2 separate regions of the Homo sapiens genome follow, and region 2 is linked to region 1. The links are chromatin contacts, found by Hi-C in ENCODE. All regions are on one chromosome and are shown on one strand. The core of a region is the stretch at or near the end of the contact, and the rest is flanking DNA. Distances in the headings are between cores, read along the strand shown.

Region 1 (6,167 bases), core at 1,171-3,670:
TCACCAGCTTACAAGATGTCAGAAAGTAACTTTCTGCTCTAAAAAAATGGGGCCCTCACAAAAGTAGTGAGTAGAGGCCCTGGCAGGATTTGGAATTTGGTGTATTTAATATGAAGTTTGACATTATTATGTAATAACAAACTTGATGGCTTTTCCCCGTTTCAGAGAGCTCTAAATCCTCTAAGACAAAACTAGTACCAGAGCACTAAGAAATCTTGTTTTTGTTCAAAACTCTAGCCCAGAAAGGCACCAGTTAGCTTTTAAAAGTATGTGCTCTCTCCTCTTTACTAACTGCGGTGTTAGTGGATAATTGAGCTAAGGTTTATACCTGTATTTTCCCCCTATTTCAAGATTTGTTGTTGGATCTGCAAATGATTCCAATCAAATACAACTGTACTTGGAAAAAAATCATCCGTTGTTAAGACTTTACATTCCTTAGTTGCAGAAGTAGTTTTTTTTCCTGCACAATACCTTTTAAAAAATGAATATTTAATATGTCAATATATACTCTGAAAATAACCATTTATATTTTAAATTCTGAGCTCAGGTTATTTTCTAGACATTGTAATTTAGAATAAAAATACTTCTCCAGTTCTACATTTTGCCTGACTGTTAAAAATGATTTTGAGATTAATAAGTTGAACCAATTTTCTATTCACCTGACCAAATTCTGAACCATTTGAGTTTTTTAAAAAGTACTTTTTCCTTATTGTAAAGGCAACATAAAACTTGGTTCATTGGACAGGATAGCAGAGATAAACATTATACATGAAGTATAGTTCCCTGGGGCAATGTTGCTCTCTTTCTACCATGTTTATTTCGATTTATATAAATTTGAGACACTGAACAGAAGTAGAATTCAAATAGAGAATGAGGACTTATAAAAATGTACACTCTGCCTACATCAGTAAGAGTATGCTAATTTATAAAATTAAATATTTAATCTTAGTTCACTTGTAAACCAAAATCAAGTAAAGTCTGAATCCACCTTCTATTGCTTTGGGGGTTTGAGTCTATATTCTAGGATTCATTTAATAGTTTCATTTCTCTAAGCATCAAGCAAAACAGTTAAAATTACAAAACAGAAACATAAAGTTCACCTCATCATGTAGTATGGATCACTCTGTTATTCTTTATCTAGACCTTCAAATACTTTATGTAAAATGTTTCTATACAAAAGGAAACACAGGATTAGTTCCTCCTCTAATGCTTCTAAAGAGCTCTACCATGGAAAGCTCTCTCCCTTCCATTTTGCAAGTCTCAACAAGTCTGCTGCTGAGTCAGAACCTCCTTTTTTCCCTGATGTAAGAACTATTTCTCCCTTGAAAATTCATAAAGCTTAGGAATAAATTAGAGTCTCCCTGGGGGGAAGGGGCGGGGACGCCGGAATGAATGTGGTGGGGAGGAGTCCCACGCTGCAGCCCTGATGGCACACGAAAGGCTTTTATGAAGCGGAGCTGGCCCGGGGTTACTATGGGAGCTCGCCGTGGAACCCGTTCCACGCATCCGAGTGTGTAAATAACCACGCGGAGCGTGTTTGTTCCAGGGACTTTGTTCCTTCTTACCCAAGTGAAAATGCCTGGAATATAGCCGAGGCTTCATGTTTACCCTACAGAAACACCCTCGGCGGCTCTACGACGTCGGTGACAGCACTCCTACCAGCGCCTAAAAACAGAAACAAGCTTAGAGGGCGCTACCTAGGGCTACAAGGAGGCCCTAGATCGGGGACTCGGGGTCTAGAGGTGCGCGGCGAGGCGCTCAGCGGACTTCAAGCCGGCAGAGCCCAGACGCTAGTTCACCACAGGACCCCCGGGCTGGGCCGGGCTCCCGCGTTGCGCTGGGGGCCCCTCGGGCGCCTATTTCTACGCGGGTCGCACAGTGCAGGCGCCGGTCGGGGTCCCGGGCCTCAGTTTCCCCCGCGGGCCAGCCCCGCTCTGGGAAGCCCGAGTGGTGCAGCAGGGCTTCTCCCCACCCAGGGCGGAACCGAGGTGACAGGAAGGAGGAGGCACCGCGAGGGGCGGAGACGCGTGCGACCCAGGCAGACTCTGCGCGGATCCCGCGCCAAGGAGGGGCCGTTGCCCAGGAACCGTCCCTCCCTCCCGCGCGTGCTTGCCCTCGTGCGCGCGCCCGCCCAATGCTCCCGACCACTGTTTGCCAGCCGACCCCCACCCCAACCGGCCTGTCCATTTCCCCGGGAGCGGAGAGACCCAACGGGACACGCCGCTCGCTCCCGCCCTCCCGGGAGCGCGAGCGCGCCCTCGGCTGCGTCTGCATAGTAATGAGGGGCGGGGAGGGGCGACGGGGACGCGGTGGCCTCGCGCCCGCGCGTGCCGGGACGCACCGCGGGGGGCGGCGCGATTGTGAGGTGGCGCTGACGCACGTTCCGGGGTTCTTAAGCGGCCAGGGCGGCTACGGCGACTGCGACGGCGGCGGCGGCGGCGATCGCCGCGAGGGGTGGTGGGGCCGAAGTCGGTGCCCCCTGGCTCAGTCACGGTGTCCCTCTCTCACTGACTCCCCCTCCTTCCACCACGGCCGCGCAACCCCAGCGCCGGCGGCTTCCTAGGTGGGGCAGGGGACGAGGAGCGTCTCCTCCCGCTGCCGGCGGCCTGATAAATGAGGGATTTCGGGTTTGGGGTGCTGCAGACCGCCCCGCTCCGAAGTAGCAGTCCTGGGCCCCTGTTCTGCGGCGAGGCGTATGGTCCTTACGCCGTGGGGTCCGTCAACCCGCTGCCCTCCGCCACGCCCTTCGGCCCACTGTCGCCACCACCGTTGCCTGTCACCGGCTTCTTAGAGGCCGCCTCCCCCTTCTCCGTCCCCCTCGGCGGCGGCGCGGGCAGCCCGGCCGCCGCCGCTTCCTCTTCCTCCCCGTTCCTGGCGCATCAGCAGACCATGCAGGATGAGCTGCTTCTGGGGCTGACACAGCAGCCGGCGCGGCCGCTTTCGGGGGCGGCGGCCACGGAGAAACTCCCCGACCACCACCCCGGCGGCGGCACGATCGCGGGTGTGACCCACCTCCTCCCCTCCCAGGACTTCAAACCGAGTCTGCACCACCCCTCCTCCTCCTCCGCCTCCTCCTGCTGCTGCTGCCGCACCTCCTCCCCGCAGGACTTCAGTAAGCGGCAGCAGCAGCAGCTGAGCAGCCAGAAGAGGAAAGAGTTCAGCCCTCCCCACCTTCCCCACCCTCCGGACTCGAAGCCGCCGCCGCCGCCTCCGCCGCTCCACTGCCCCGGTCGGTTCAGCCCGCCGCCGCCGCCAGCCGGCCCGCTCCTCCAGCCGGCGCAGCTCGCTCAGCGCCAGCAGCAACAGCCGCCGCAGCAGTTCAGCCTCCTGCATCAGCAGCACCTCTCGCCGCAGGACTTCGCCCCGCGGCAGCGTCCGGCAGACCTGCCCCCGCTCCCGCAGCTCCCTCCCTCGCCGCCTGCAGCCCCGCGGCGCCGCCACGGAGGCGCGGGCAGCCCTCGCAAGACCCCAGCCGCGGGCGAGGGCAGCGCCGCCGAGTCCCCCAATGCGGGCTTGGCCTCCTCGACGCCGGTGAACCCCGCGCCGGGCTCCATGGAGTCCCCCAACCACCCTCTGCTCAACAGTCCCAGTAACCTCCTGCCCGGAGGTGCGCTTGGCGCGGGCGCCTTCAGCAGCCTGCAGAGCCCGGACCTTCCACACCCGGGCGGCGGCGGCGGCGGCGGGGGCGGGGGGCCCCCAGGAGGCGGAGGGGGAGGCGGCTCCGCGTCGCCGCCGCCGCTGCCCGGCTTCGGCACCCCCTGGTCGGTGCAGACCGCGTCGCCGCCACCCCAGCCCCAGCAGCCGCCGCCGACCCAGCCGCAGCAGCAGCCGCCGCCACCCCAGCAGCCGCCCCAGCCGCAGCCGCAGCCGCCCGGCTCGTCTGCCACCACCCCGGGCGGCGGCAGCGGCGGCTCGCTCAGCGCCATGCCGCCGCCCAGCCCCGACTCAGAGAACGGCTTCTACCCCGGGCTGCCGTCGTCCATGAACCCGGCCTTCTTCCCTAGCTTCTCGCCCGTGTCGCCGCACGGCTGCACTGGGCTCAGCGTTCCGACGAGCGGCGGCGGCGGCGGCGGCTTCGGCGGCCCCTTCTCGGCTACCGCTGTGCCCCCTCCGCCGCCGCCCGCCATGAATATACCTCAACAGCAGCCCCCGCCGCCCGCGGCGCCGCAGCAGCCGCAGAGCCGGAGGTCGCCCGTCAGCCCGCAGCTCCAGCAGCAGCACCAGGCGGCGGCCGCCGCCTTCCTGCAGCAGAGGAACTCCTATAACCACCACCAGGTACGGCGGGCGGCGGCCTGGCCGCGCCGCGGGACCGGGAGACCATGGGCGGGGGACGGAGGCGGGGGCAGGGCAGCCGGGGACCCGACCTTAGCCCCGAGAGAAGCCGCGACGGGGGCCACTCGCCCAAGTGAGAGTGGAACTGAGGGCGGACAACCGTGACAGGACTCGGAACCCCAGCCCCCGGTGGGTTGGGAGGGCAGTGGCCACCGTGGGCTGTGGGGGCGTGGGAGACGAGTTCGCGCTGGGAGCCGCGGCTGGCCGGGCGCCCCCTCGAACGTCCCGGCGCAGCAGTGGGGACTGGGGCAGGGGCCGAATAGCGCCGGGGCCGCGGGCGGCCGGGCGCGGCGTCTCAACCCGGCCCTCCTAGCTGGCGCACCCCGGGATCCGCCCTGTGCCCTGGGCCTGGAGGGCCGCCGCCCCGGACCCCCGACGCGGGGAGGCGCGGCGAGGACCGGGGGCTGGCCGGGGGCCTCGGAAGAGCGGCCGTGGGAAGTGAACTTGGGCAGGGGAAAAATGATTGCTGGAGAAGGTGCGTGCGGAGGAGCCCAAGACTCTGTCTCGCTGTCCAATGAGGGAAGGCGGAAAGGCTTTTTTTTTTCTTTGGAGTTTGTTTATTCTTATTTGGCCGGCGGTGATCTCGCCTTGAAGCCTCAGCCCCTCGGGCGGTCAGTCGAGCCGCTCCCAAAGCTCCGCCCGATCAACCTGCTGGCAGCGCCGCACCCTGGGCCGCCGGCCCAGGAGGGAGTCGGGAGGGAGCGGCCGACCGCCCTCCTCGCAGGACCTGGTTCCCGCGGGGCCGCCTCCTTGGCTGTCACAGGACTGGGAAAGAGAAACTGTTAGTGACCGCTCGGGTTCAAACCGAGATATCCCACGAATGTCTTAGTTTCTGTGCTTTTCAATGTTGGGGTCATGTTTTGTGGGTTTTAAGACAAAACTGAACTTGGATCTGGGATTGGTGTGTTTCCTCGTAGACTTTCGGTACATTTTTTGGTTGCCTTAACCTTCTACAAGGGAATATGTGGGCCGTGTGTATTTTAAGTAGGTAATATTGTGAAATGACACTGGGCAGAATTTTTATTTTCCGGATCTTTTTTGATTCAAGATCTTTTTTGTTATTCCCTCAATACAATTTTTGGGTGACCGCTAGATTGGTAAATTGGCATTGAAAGAGTGTCTTGTTGGTTTTGAATCTTGTTAGCATTTGTTGCAGAGTTCATTCTGTTTAAGTCCATTTTCTATTTTCGTGATTAAGGATTGACAGAGACGCAAAATATGACCTTAACCCCATAACTTTTTCAGTTGACCAAAGTTTTCAAGGATTAGTCTTTTTAAAGTGAATATTATCTAAATTAACCCAAGTGAAAGTTAACAGTTTATCTAAGTTAACCAAAGTGACAGTGAACAGTTTTTGTTGAATCACTGATTTCTTTCTTAGAAAAGAGAATGTGGCCTATGAGGATTGAAAATAGGGATTTTGAAATAATGTTCCACTTTTTCATGATTTTTATAACCCTCAGCAACTGTCTTTTGTGTCTCAGGATCTTCATTTTGTTATCTGGAAACTTGCCCACAGAAAATTATCTGTAGGTAATTTTGTATTTACTTAAAGTTGTGGTACAGAGCGTTGGAAGAACATATACCATGATCCATATTTAACTGTAATTTGCTTTTGGACAAAAGATGGGTCTAGCCATGGAGTGTGAGAGGTCACACAGCTTTCATATGGAATTTTAGATCACTGGAAGATAACTTTGAGCATTAAATCATTTAATAAGGAGAGTAAGGCCCTCAAGAATGAAGTGGTTTGTCCATGGCTCTGTAATTATGCTTTGGACCTCTGTGGAAGAGGAAAGAGTAATAATATACTCATGATTATGTTAGCATTTAAA
Region 2 (6,167 bases), core at 1,256-3,755, 2.3 Mb after region 1:
CGACCTGCACCGTGCTCTCTTCCCCTTGCCTCTGACTGCACCTGTGCATAGGCTGTATCTTCCATCTGGAAAGCCTCTCCCCACCTTTCACACCCTGTTCTGTTCTTTACTGCCAGCATCTCCTCCAGGAACACTTTCCAGCCCAGCCCAGCCTGACCCCAGGCTAAGATTGGTACCCTCCTGACTTGGGGTCTCATAGCAAATTTACTCATTTTTTCCTGCCCCTGGCCACACTACTGCCCAGTCCCACACTGGACTGTAGGGCCTGCCTGCCTCCCTGCCACTAGAGTATGAGCAACTTGTGGGCACATTCTGTGTCTTTTTCATCCTTTTCAGTTTTCTCCTTGCAGAGTCTAGAGCACAAGATGGATAAGTAGTACAGTATCTTATTCTTACTCCTGGCAATAGGGTTTGGTTCTGTGTCCCCAACCAAATCTCATGTTGAATTGTGATCCCAAGTACTGGAGGTGGGGCCTGGTGGGAGATGATTGGATCACAAGGGTGGTTTCTAGTGGTTTAGCACCATTCCCCTAGTGCTGTCTTGTGAGTAAGTTCTCATGAGATCTGGTTGTTTGAAAGTATGTAGCACCTCCCCATTCTCTCTCTCTTCCTCCCGCTCCAGCCATGTAGGATGTGCCGGCTTACCCTTTGCTTTCTGCCATGATTGTTAAGTTTCCTGAGGCCTACCTGGCCTTGCTTCTTGTACACCCTGTGTAACTGTGAGTCAATTAAACCTCTTTTCTTTATAAATTACCCAGTCTCAGATAGTTCTCTATAGCAATGTGAGAACAGACTAATACACTTGGTAACAGGGGTGAACAGGGGCCTCAAAAAGCTATGTCCAAGTCCTAAGCCTCCCCACCTCCACCCACCCCACCCCCATTCAGTATCTGTGAATGTGACCTTATTTGGAAATAGGATTTTGCAGGTGTAATTAAGGATCTCGGCATGTGATCATGCTGGATTTACAACAGGCTCTAAATTCAAGGATGGTGAGAGAAAGGAACAGGGACCTTTCAGACACACAGACACAGACAGACACACAGGGATAAAGCCTTGTGCAGACAGAGGCAGAGACTGGAGCGATCCGTCCACAAGCCAAGGATCACTAAGGATGGTCAGAGCCGCCGGAAGCTAAGAGAGAGGCAAGGACGGACTCTTCCCCGGAACCGCCTGGGGGACCACCCCTGCTGACTTCTTGCTTTCAGACTTCTGGTCCCCAGAATTGTAAGAGAATAAATTTCTCTTGTTTTCAGCCACCATGTTTGCGGTAATCAGTTACAGCAGCTCTAGGAAACAGAAATAAGGGGATCACTGTGAAGTGCAATATGAACACACATATGATGCCTATATACCTGAGTCAAAGTATTTTCTGTTTATGATTTGGTTTCCTTTTGGAAATCCCCTTAAATGTCTAAACTGCTTCACCACCACCCCTCAAGTAAGTGCCCCCTTCCCAGCCTCACCCCCAAGCGGGGTAAATCACCCAATGTGGTCTAGTCAGCATTCTACTGGCCTAAGCCAGCTCATGCTCTTGACTTGGCTGCCCTGTTTCTCCCACTTTCCCCTTATCTGTTACATCCCACTCCCCAGCGTGGAGTCCAGTTGGATTCCATGACTTTGTGTAGCCTCTGCATCTGTGACACCTGTTCGTTCACTCCCAGTCCTCTCGACCTGCAAGTTCCTCCTTTCTTCCACATCCAACCCCAGGAGCAGCTCTTGCAAGTTCCAGGATGCCCCCACCCCCAATCCTGATCTCACTGCCCTCCCAAGTAGGTCCTCTTAAGAGCCCAACTCCCAGCACAGAGCATCTGTGAGCATGTCATGAGTAAACACATTTTCCTGCACAATCAATACACTGATGATGGTGTTGTTAATTTCGAGCAGTAGTAATTAAAGAAGGAGGACCTTTTCTTGTCTATCTACAACACATTTTCAGGTTTGAAATCACACATGTTATCTTTAACAAACCCATTTCTCCTCAAGACATTTTCTTACTTACTTCATCAGACACTTGAGAGCTATCCGAATAAAAATGAAAATATGCTGGCCTCCAGGAATGGTATCTTTCCTGATACCTAATTAAAGCAAAAGTCAATATCTAGTCCCACCATAACTGATTTGCTAATTGTGCTGAGGTAGGTAATATTCTTACTCTTTAAGTCAACTACCACCCATCTCTACCCTGAAAAAAATTATTAGATTTTTTGCAGTGAAAGCAAACCAAATGAAGGCATTTCACATTCCTGGGACACTGCAGGTATTTTTATTATTAGGAATGTGTCTATGCAAAATAAGAGGCATGCCAATTAGCAACATGATTAGTTTTCTCCATGACGGGGGGAAAGGCACCATTGAGAACTCCATAGTTTATTGTTGTAATTTTGACACAACTCAGTAGTTTTCCAGAAGGTCAGAGGGCCTGAGGCAGATGGTGGGCTTCCTCTGATTCACCACAGTGACGTCCTTCCTGGCCAGGCCCCGAGCCCTGGTTCAGGCCATTTTTATCTTCCCTCCTGCGACTGCCAAAGCCTCACGCCCGGCCAGCCTGCCACTTCCCACAGCCTCTCCGTCCATCCGCCTAGAGATGCAGAGCCACCTCTCACATAGCTGATGATGTCACTGTCATGTTTAAAACTTTCCTCTCACCTTTGCCTTGGGGATAAAATCTGAACCCCGAGACCCATTCTCTCTGAGTCACATCCGCCTCACACGCTCTCTGGCAGCAAGAGACACCTGAACTCAAACCACATCAAAGTAATTTGTGTTTCCAGCTCATTTCACTCAGAGCCAATTTGCAGCATTTCATAAATGAAGGGGTTTTCTTGTTGTTCATTATGCCTATAGCCCTCTGTTTTATTTACTCTTGAACACTTCGGTCACTTTGCCTTTGCATTTTGTTATAATGTAACCTACTTGTTTAATTTGTTTTATTGTTTTTAAAATCCTGAAAAGACTAAACAATAATAAGCCCCTGAAAAGTGTGCAAAAACACACACACACAAAGGTGTACTGATGGTATTGTGGTTATGGGGTAGATTGTCCTTATTCATAGGAGACCTTTGCTGGAATTTTGGGCTGAGGTGTCATCATGTCTGCAGTTTACAAATGTTCAGCTAAAAGAAAAACTGAGTGTGAGAGAGTGAGACAATGTGGAAATTTTTCAAAATAAAAAGTTGGGGGGAATGGGGAAAGTGAATTGAATTTTAAGTAAATTCATCATTCAACAATTTGATCCTACATGAGCCAGCCTTTGGGAAGCAATGACTTTTAGCACCCTTGCCTCCTTATTCCACTCCCTCTGCCTGAATCCCTTGGTAAATCTAAGGCCCCAGTCCAAATACCTCCATGATCTTTCACTTGCTCTTTGCAGGCCAATCTAATCTCTCCCTCCTTTACAGTAATATTCTATCGTCCATACTCTTCATTCCTACAATGTTAATATTGCATTTTGGGTTGCTGTCAGCTTCCCGTGAGCAATTTGAGAGCTCCTAGTGCCTAGGATAGGGCCAGGCATACAAAACGTGTTCAAATATGTCATCCTAGAGGAAATCAGTGAGGAAATGAGTAAAACCATGCCATCTATTTTATACAGAATGACATATATTTTTTTGAAACACAGTCTTACTCTTTTGTCCAGGCTGGAGTGCAGTGGTGCGATCTTGGCTCACTGCAACCTCCACCTCCTGGGTTCAAGTGATTCTCGTGCCTCAGCCTCCCAACTAGCTGGGATTACAGGCGCATGCCACCATGCCTGGCTAATTTTTGTATTTTTAGCAGAGACAGCGTTTTGCCATGTTGGCCAGGTGGTCTCAAACTCCTGACCTCAGGTGATCCTCCTGCCTTGGCCTCCCAAAGTGCTGGAATTACAGGCGTGAGCTACCATGCCCAGCCTTCTTTTATCCACTAGGGTACTTGAGAAAATGAGGCAATATGAATTGAAACTGGGCCCACAAAAGCTCACACTTAGAGAGCCTGAGAATTCAGGGCTCTGCAAGTAAGAGAAATGGGGTGTAGCAACTAAATGAGTTTTTCCAGAGAACTATCCCAGAAAACAGAGACTGGGGAAATGGTCTTTCTTTGGTGGGGGGTGTACTGATGCTGCTAGCTGAGGAAAATGCCTGGCCGCCCCAGCCATGGGACCAGCCTCAGTCTTACTTGTCCAGATGTGCTGGTTTCAGCCTAATCCATCCCAGGCAATTCATTAAGCATCCCTTGAGGAGCTGGCTTCTAGTCTTTTCTTTTCTGTGGATCCACTAGATTTGCAGGGGCTCACGCAAAGTTTCATCCACAGGTTACGGCAGATCCATGACAAAGAACAGAGCTTTTGTGGCCAAGAATGTTTGCAGCCCTGAAATGCAAGAAGGTGTGACAATCTGGTGAAGCCCAAGGGAGGGCATTTTATAGCCATCTCACCTTGGACCGTCCACTCAACTACTTTGTTTCACGCCATCTTTACACCTATTGCACCTATTATGCCCTTTAATGACATCCTTTCTTGGTTGTTGAACCTCAACACATCATAATTCAGAACACTTTCAATCCTAAATTGGCCTTTACAAAGCATTTCTAAATTCCAGAGTATCTTTTTTTATTATACAGCATATTAATGTGTATATCATCTCCCATCTCTTCAGAATTATTATCTGACTCCAAACTCTTACACTATTTTTTTAAATGCAAGGGTTTTTGGAACTGGGTCATCATCTAGATTCCTACTAAGCCTTTCTTTTTTTATTTTTTAATTTTATTTTAAGTTCCAGGATACATGTGTAGGACGTGCAGGTTTGTAACAGATAAACGTGTGTCATGGTGGTTTGCGGCACCTATCAACCCATCACCTTAGGTTATATTAAGCCCCGCATGCATTAGCTATTTATTCTGATGCTCTCCCTTCCCCCACTCCCCACACCTGACAGGCCCCAGTGTGTGTTGTTCCCCTCCCTGTGTCCATGTGCTCTCATTGTTCAGCTCCTACTTATAAGTGAGAACATGCAGTGTTTGGTTTTCTGTACCTGCATTAGACTAAACCCTTCTTCTTGCTACCTCCACCCAGTACCTTGAAGGATGGCATGGAGGAATGGAAAGACCAGAGACTATGTGACCTTTCTAAATACCCAGCATCTCTCTAAACTTGAGATCCTTCAGCTCTAATTAAATAACAGCAATTGTGCCAAACTCAGAAGACTGCCTTAAGTAGTAAACAATGTAATAAATACAGTATCTACTGCATGTAGCAATAGATGCTGGAAAGATAACTGTATTAGTCAGGGTTCTTCAGAGAAACAGAATCAATCAGACAGAAGAAGAGAAAAAGAAAGAGATGTGTTAGATGCTATTATCCCACATGATTATGGAGGCTGAGAAGTCTTACAACCTGCCACTGGCAAGCTGAAAACTCAGGAAAGCTGATGATGTCATTCAAAGACCTGAGAGCCAGAGAGTCCGTGGTGCAGATTACAGTCCAGGTCCAAAGGCCTGAGAACCAGGAGAACCAAGGGCAGAAGAAAATCAATGTCCAAACTTGACTAGTCAGGCAGAGAAAAAATTTAACCTTCCTCTACCTTTTTGTTCTATTCAGGCTCTCAATGGATTGGATCTTGCCCACTCACACTGGGGAGGGCAATTTACTTTACTGAGTCCGTGAATTTAGATGGTAATCTCTTCGAGAAACACCTCAACCTGACACACCCAGAATAAAGTTTAATCAGCTATCTGGGTATCCCTTGGCCCAGTCAAGTTGGCACAATTAACCATCACAATGCCAGTTCCTTTCCTATTCTAACAATAGTAAGTGCTGGTATTTACTGAGCCCTTACTCTGTGCTTTATATGTGGTAAATCTTTAATCTTAGGAGAAACCCCATGAAATAGGTTTTAATTTACAGGGGAAACTTAGGGGGAAAGGAAGTCAAAAGTGGCAAAGCCAAACACTGAAAAGCTACATGCTGGAGAAACGGCTGAGGCAGCTCCACTGCAAAGGGAAAACTTTTAGCAACTACATGTGAACTCATTTTCAAAAGTTCCTAAGAGATACTGTGAAGTCATGAAAATAGCAATAGATGAGAAGTCCAAAGCCTGGGCTCCTGTCCAGGCTCCATCAATTCCTAGTTTTGTGATTGTCGTGGGGTGCCCTCCACAGGCCCAAACAGCATATGAGATTGTATG

What was found. A loop is a pair of places that touch in the nucleus more often than their neighbours do. Pooled maps may share reads with other maps.
Region 2: a loop to region 1 is called in a map of CD4-positive, alpha-beta memory T cell, with 13 times the contacts of the local background. The contact joins the enhancer-like site here to the promoter of CPEB2 in region 1. A Hi-C loop is called at or near these places in 3 of 168 maps with a recorded cell type or tissue (CD4-positive, alpha-beta T cell, CD4-positive, alpha-beta memory T cell and naive thymus-derived CD4-positive, alpha-beta T cell) and 8 of 50 pooled maps.

What each region holds. Positions count from the first base shown.
Region 1 is chr4:15,000,061-15,006,227 of GRCh38, forward strand. It overlaps CPEB2 (cytoplasmic polyadenylation element binding protein 2), which reads left to right and starts at 2,421. Exons shown (of 12, transcript NM_001177382.2): 1 at 2,421-4,275. The coding sequence starts at 2,614. CPEB2-DT (CPEB2 divergent transcript) reads right to left here and starts at 1,985. Exons shown (of 8, transcript NR_038857.1): 1 at 1,878-1,985; 2 at 1,566-1,665; 3 at 1,101-1,169. It overlaps C1QTNF7-AS1 (C1QTNF7 antisense RNA 1), which reads right to left. Exons shown (of 6, transcript NR_125911.1): 6 at 4,882-5,097. RefSeq lists enhancers at 1,410-1,459, 4,301-4,867 and silencers at 1,700-2,559, 3,060-3,369, 3,420-3,569, 3,670-3,879, 4,260-4,859.
Region 2 is chr4:17,334,131-17,340,297 of GRCh38, forward strand. No RefSeq gene overlaps it. Among named protein-coding and RNA genes, the nearest start is that of SNORA75B, 16 kb to the left of the region's middle. Within about 2 kb of position 2,506, at least 6 of the 41 ENCODE cell types and tissues checked have a DNase peak (open chromatin) inside an H3K27ac peak, as active enhancers do.